2 separate regions of the Homo sapiens genome follow, and region 1 is linked to region 2. Evidence: chromatin contacts called from ENCODE Hi-C or POLR2A ChIA-PET data. All regions are on one chromosome and are shown on one strand. Each heading gives the region's core, a stretch centred on a gene start or an enhancer-like site at or near the end of the contact. The rest is flanking DNA. Distances are from core to core; before and after follow the strand shown. Region 1 holds the start of COA1 (cytochrome c oxidase assembly factor 1). Region 2 holds the start of GLI3 (GLI family zinc finger 3).

The links. A loop is a pair of places that touch in the nucleus more often than their neighbours do. ChIA-PET counts read pairs that join two places held with the same protein, here RNA polymerase II (POLR2A).
Region 1: a loop to region 2 is called in a map of endothelial cell of umbilical vein, with 5 times the contacts of the local background. The contact joins the promoter of COA1 here to the promoter of GLI3 in region 2. A Hi-C loop is called at or near these places in 1 of 168 maps with a recorded cell type or tissue (endothelial cell of umbilical vein). POLR2A ChIA-PET finds 5 or more read pairs at or near these places in 1 of 52 experiments (H1).

Annotation. Positions count from the first base shown.
Region 1 is chr7:43,728,156-43,730,855 of GRCh38, forward strand. COA1 (cytochrome c oxidase assembly factor 1) reads right to left here and starts at 1,368. Exons shown (of 6, transcript NM_018224.4): 1 at 1,274-1,368. RefSeq lists enhancers at 654-1,383, 1,384-2,112, 1,479-1,678.
Region 2 is chr7:42,235,856-42,238,555 of GRCh38, forward strand. It overlaps GLI3 (GLI family zinc finger 3), which reads right to left and starts at 1,354. Exons shown (of 15, transcript NM_000168.6): 1 at 1,116-1,354. RefSeq lists an enhancer at 1,098-2,079.

The sequences.
Region 1 (2,700 bases), core at 118-2,617, 1.5 Mb after region 2:
AGTGGAGACGGGGTTTCACCGTGTTAGCCAGGACGGTCTTGATCTCCTGACCTCGTGATCCACCCGCCTCGGCCTCCCAAAGTGCTGGGATTACAGGCGTGAGGCACCGCTACGTTTTAAATGGTGAACTCTACGGTAGGTGAACTATGTGTCAGGAAGCTGTTTTATTTTTTTAAAGGACTGAAGACTTTTGTTTTGTGTTTTGTTTTGTTTTCATTTTATCCCGTTTTTAAAACAGTGCCTAGCAATATTATGAATTCAATCGATTTTGGCTAAATGCTAGAACAAAAATTAAAACTTGAGTAAACCATATAAAACTTTGCCATATCTAAAGTTATTAAATTACCGTAGACTGGCATGGTGGGAGCATAATATGAGTGTACCTGCAGGTGTGTTTTCCATGAAAGTAGCAAAGACTGAAAAACTCAGCAGAATCAAGACCCTGTAGGCCCTTGAAGTTAGGCTAAGAAATGTGTATTATCCTGAAAGCAACGGGAAGGCCAGGAAGATTCTGAGGACAGAAATAACACAATCTGATATGCGTTTTAAACGTGCAGGTGTAAGCGGAGAGTTGCTACTTCTATCCAAACGTGAGCCACCTCAGAAATAAAGCAATAGCCCTCCGGGGAGAATGGGGAGGAATCAGGGGAAGACCGGAGAAACAGGTTATCAAATTATCAGAATCTCCATAGATTTTTTTAAATTACACAGCATCCACCCCCAAACACACATACAGACTGATAGGCACTGATATATACATAAATACATCCAATGTCCCCTACACAGAAAATCACTTTTGCAGTCAGCCCCTGTTGGGAGGGTTTTTCTGTTATTCAAGTGTGGTGGGGACAAAAAGTATTATAACCACTAAACCAGGTAATTCTTTCCTACAATAATTTGGGCAGCGTACTCCTCAGGGTGTTGAAATTTAGCACTACCAACAAAAGTGCCCAGTCCCAACTCTTCGAGAGGACCCTAACTCTTTACAGTGTGCTGTTGGGGATGGTCAGCAAAAACTGCAGGACAAGGTCAAGGTTAGCTCGACACAGCCTCCTAACTCCGAGCGGACGGAGCCACTGAAGGTTACCAGGTGCCAAAGAAGCTGCGCAGGGAGGCCGCGACCCGGCGCCGGCGCGAACCTCCGCGATGTGACCCGTGAGGGAACTCTCCAAGAAGCAGCGCACCCCGCGCGCAAAGGCGGCCCCCCGAATTGCAGGAACAAACGCTTCTTGCTGGGGGGAAGACGGAGACTCTTATACCGCGGGAGACTAACCTGTGAGCAACAGAAGCACCACGCTACAAAGAGCATGACGAGTTCTTCCAGGCTTGGGAAAGCACGGGTAAATGCCCGCGGTCCTGCGCGCCAGCGGGGAGCAGTAGAGACTTCCGGCGTCGGCTGCTCGCAGGGCTAGAGCGTCGAACCGGGACAACCGGAGGCTTCAGCTCACCTCGGATTGTAAATGCTAACACGGGTCCTCCGGCCGGCTGATCCAGAACTTAGGTCGCCGGGACGTGTGGCTTCTGCTTCTCAGACGCTCGGACTCGCGCCGGGAAGGGTTTCGCCTCCCCTGGTCCCCGCTTTTTTTTTTTTTTTCTGCGTCCGGTTATTGCAAATGCATTCAGTCCAGTAGCACTAGCCCAGGAAATATAAGCCACCGGCTCACGTTGCTCCTCACAGGTATGCGGCGCTTCCGCTGGCCTCCAAGGACACGAAGCCCCGGGCCGTCTGGCCCCCCACTCTAGCACTGAAATTCCTGCCGCCCCGTTCAGCTGACAAATTTGGCAGCACTAAATTTTATTTTATTCGACAAATTAAGTACCCAGTTAACACCAGGGAGTAACGGGGTAAGAAAATTTCAGAAGGCTGGTGGATAATAATAGCATTTACCTCATAAATTTGTTATGAGGATGTGAAGCACTTAGAGTAGTGTCTGGCAGTTTGTAGGCGCTCAGTAACTGTTAGCTGTTATTATTTTTATATTGATTATTCCATAGTCACCACTATTATCACCTTAATGTCAAGCTTGAAATCCAGTATCTTTCCTCTGCGAAGCCATCACTCCAAGACTAATTAACTTTAGACTGGGGCATTCTTCTTTAAACTCTTGCTCACACATCCCTATCAGAAAAAATATATATATATTTACATGTGTCATGTATGGCATTAATATATTATGCATGCTATAAAACTCACAAGACATCAAACTTTTGATGAGGTAAAAACAATTTTTAAACTTTTTTAAAAACTTCTAACAGAAGTTCTTTTCTTCCTCCACAACAATTAGGTTGCCAAACATACATTCTATCACTCTGGAATCCACTAGCTAAATGAGCACATTATCAAAGCAACCTACCGCTGAATTCTGACTTCCCAGAATGTTTCTTTTCCAAAGAATTAATAGAAACTAATCAGATTGTGAAGTGCTCGGCCATAAGGACTATTTAAATGGTTCTTAGAGAAAAAGAAGAAATAAAATAGGCATCCACTGAGTAATATTCATTGATGCAACATTGATTATTGACTTATTACATTTTCAAAGAGATTGAGGTTATAATACCTTACACCAAGCTTAATATTTCAAAGAATAAATCAACTAATAAAAAGCTTATGAGGTTTGGTATATGTGCATTTCATACAACGTTCATGAAAATGAACCCGAGATCAATTAGCTCCCGTTCTGTACCAGAAAGAGAAATATG
Region 2 (2,700 bases), core at 104-2,603:
TACATAAATATATGTACATATAAACTGGCAGAGGGCCATGAGCACTGTACCCAAGGCCAGAATCTACCCGGCAGTCTGCACTGGGGAGATGAGAAGTTGGGGCAGGATGACCAGCGGCGGAGGGAGCCTCCTTAATCCTCTTTCCACGCGGGGTCAGGCAGGGAAGCCTGGGGTGCAGCGCCTCTCGGGGGACGGCATCTTACAGAAGGAGGTGCAATGGGGGACAGGAGCACAAAGTTCAGGAAAGGATAAAAGGCCGGGTGCGGGGTGGAGCGTCCGCTTCGGACAATCTGCTTAAAAGTCGCTTCACAAACTCTGCAAGTTTGGGATCAATATTTACACCCTCTCTGCCTTCTCCCGCCCGTTTTCCCGCTGCTACTCAAGAAAGTAACTGTCCCCTGCTGCTCTGTGTAAACGCGGCACCTTAAATGATTATTGCATGGACCACGGTTACTTTGTGTGTCTGTGCGCGCTGCCCCTGGAAAGGAAAAGAAATAAGAGAATCCCAAATCATATACAGATGGTACAACTTTCACTTTTCCTCTATGACGACGAAGGCGCGCCTCTCTCCATCCGCTCACACCACACCCCCGCCCTCCGAAGCATAGCCCGGGCTGGAGAAGCCCCAGCGGCGGCGGCCCCCGCGGCGGAGGTCCCCGCGCGCACCCACCATGCCTCCCGCCTCCTTCCGCCCATCCCGAGCGCCGTGCGCGCCCGAAGCCCGAGCCGTAGAGCGCCACCGCGCAAAGGAAGGAGCCAGGCGCGTGCGGGGCTCGCGGAGTTCTTCTGAACCCTTTGGATGGGGGCGGAGGCGAGGGGCGCCGCCACCACTGCGGCAAACTTCGTCCCCCCTCCGGGAGGTGAAATTCTCCAATCCGTCTCCGGCCGGTCCGCGGGTCGGACTCTTCGGAAAGGACCTTCCAGGAGGAGGGAGCGAATGCAAGCCTTGCTCGGACGCCTCACCGGCGGCTCTCTAAATCTGGGCGCCTTTTGACAGCCATTTTCACTCCATCCCGTCCCCACGCTGGGGACCACCTCTGGCCCCGGAGGCGCGGGCGCGGCCGCAGGAGCGGGCTGCGGGGTCCGCGAAACAAAGAACTTCGAGCGGGACGTACCTGCGGCGGCAGCGGCTGTCAAGTCCCCGAACTTCCCATAGACCCGCGGACGGGGCGCAGGCTGGCGGCTCCCCGCTCCGCGCGGCCGCGGGCGGCTACGGCTACCGCGAGCGGCCGGGCTGGGCGCGGGGTGCGCCCGCCGCGGGCATGGTGCGGCGCGGGCGGCCGCGGGGCGCGCGGGGAAGGCGGGAGAGCGGCGCGGGTGAGTGGGAGCGGCGGGTGTGCGCGAGTGCGAGTGTGCGAGCGCGCCGGTGGCGCTGCCCCTGCCCGCTCCCTCCCGCTCGTGCAGCTCCGGCATCAGTTTCGGGGATCGTGTAATCCGATCCCTTCTGACTCACAAGCCCTGAGTGACAGTTCTGATTTGGTTCAACCGCGGGAGGGAGGGGAAAGAGAAAGAAAGAAACCCCCAGCCGTACGCCTCTCCTGGCATCCAATCGACTTTCTGGAAAAAGGTCCCATCCCGGCCTGGTGCCCCGTGCTGGGTGGAGAAGCCCCCCGCCCCGACCTGGCACCGCCTGCACTACTCACGGGGTGGAAAAGTTGTCCCTCGGCTCCGCGCTCCCCTCCCGCGCGCTCCCTCCTTCCCTTCTCTCCTCCTCTTCCTCCTCCTCCCCGCGCTCCTCCTCCCCCAAGTTTTAACAGATGTTGCCGGACTCTCCTCGCTCCCTCGCACTCTCTCTTCCTCCGCCCCGGCCCCCGCCCAGTCCCTTTTCTTTCAGCCACTCTCGGGCTCGGAGGGGACGCGCTGAGCAGCAGGACGCCTGCCGCCGCAGGGGGCGAAGTTGGGAAAACTTGGAGTGCTGCTCGCCTTACTTTTGCTTTCTCGCTCCTTCCAGGCCGCGCCGGGAGCCCCCGCTTCTCCCGCCCGCCGGGTCCCCAAGCCCGGAGTGGGTCCCAGCTGCGAGGCGGGCGGCGGCGGCTGGGAGGCGGCGCGTCGCGGGCCGGGGTCGGGGGCTGGGGGGGAGCCCGGGCGCCGCGAGCCACGCGCGCGCTCCCTCCCCGCCCTCCGCCGCCGCCGCCGCCGCCGCCGCCGCCTCCTCCTCCTCCTCCTCCTTCTCCTCCTCCTCCTCCTCCTCCGCCCCTCCCCGGTCTTCACACAGACACATTCATGCCTGCTCCTCCTCTTCCCCCTACTTGACCCCGCGCCCTCCCGGCGCGCCGAAGCCCCACCCACCCGGCGAGGGGAAGGGGGCCCGGGCGTGATGTCACCCGCGCCCTCTCTCTTCTCTCTCCACACCGCCAGGACACCCCCCAAATGCGCGCCCTGGCACTCGTGCTGCGTCCTGTCTGCTCCCATCTTCTCCCACCCAGCCTCTCTTTCTCACTCTTGCTCAAGGGCTGGACTCCCCTTTATTCTTTTAAGGCTTCTCTGATTACCACCGCCCCCCATCCTTGGCTCCCCATCTCCTTGTTTTACATTTTCCCAAAGCCATCCCCGAAACTCCCTCTCGCGGGATGATGCCTTTGGAAGTTCAGGGTTTTTCTCTCCACCGGACTCGTCTGCCCTCGGGGCCAAATCCGCGAAGCGAGGAGGAGCTCCCACCACACAGCCTGCTGTCCCTATGGGCCACTTTATAAAAGACAC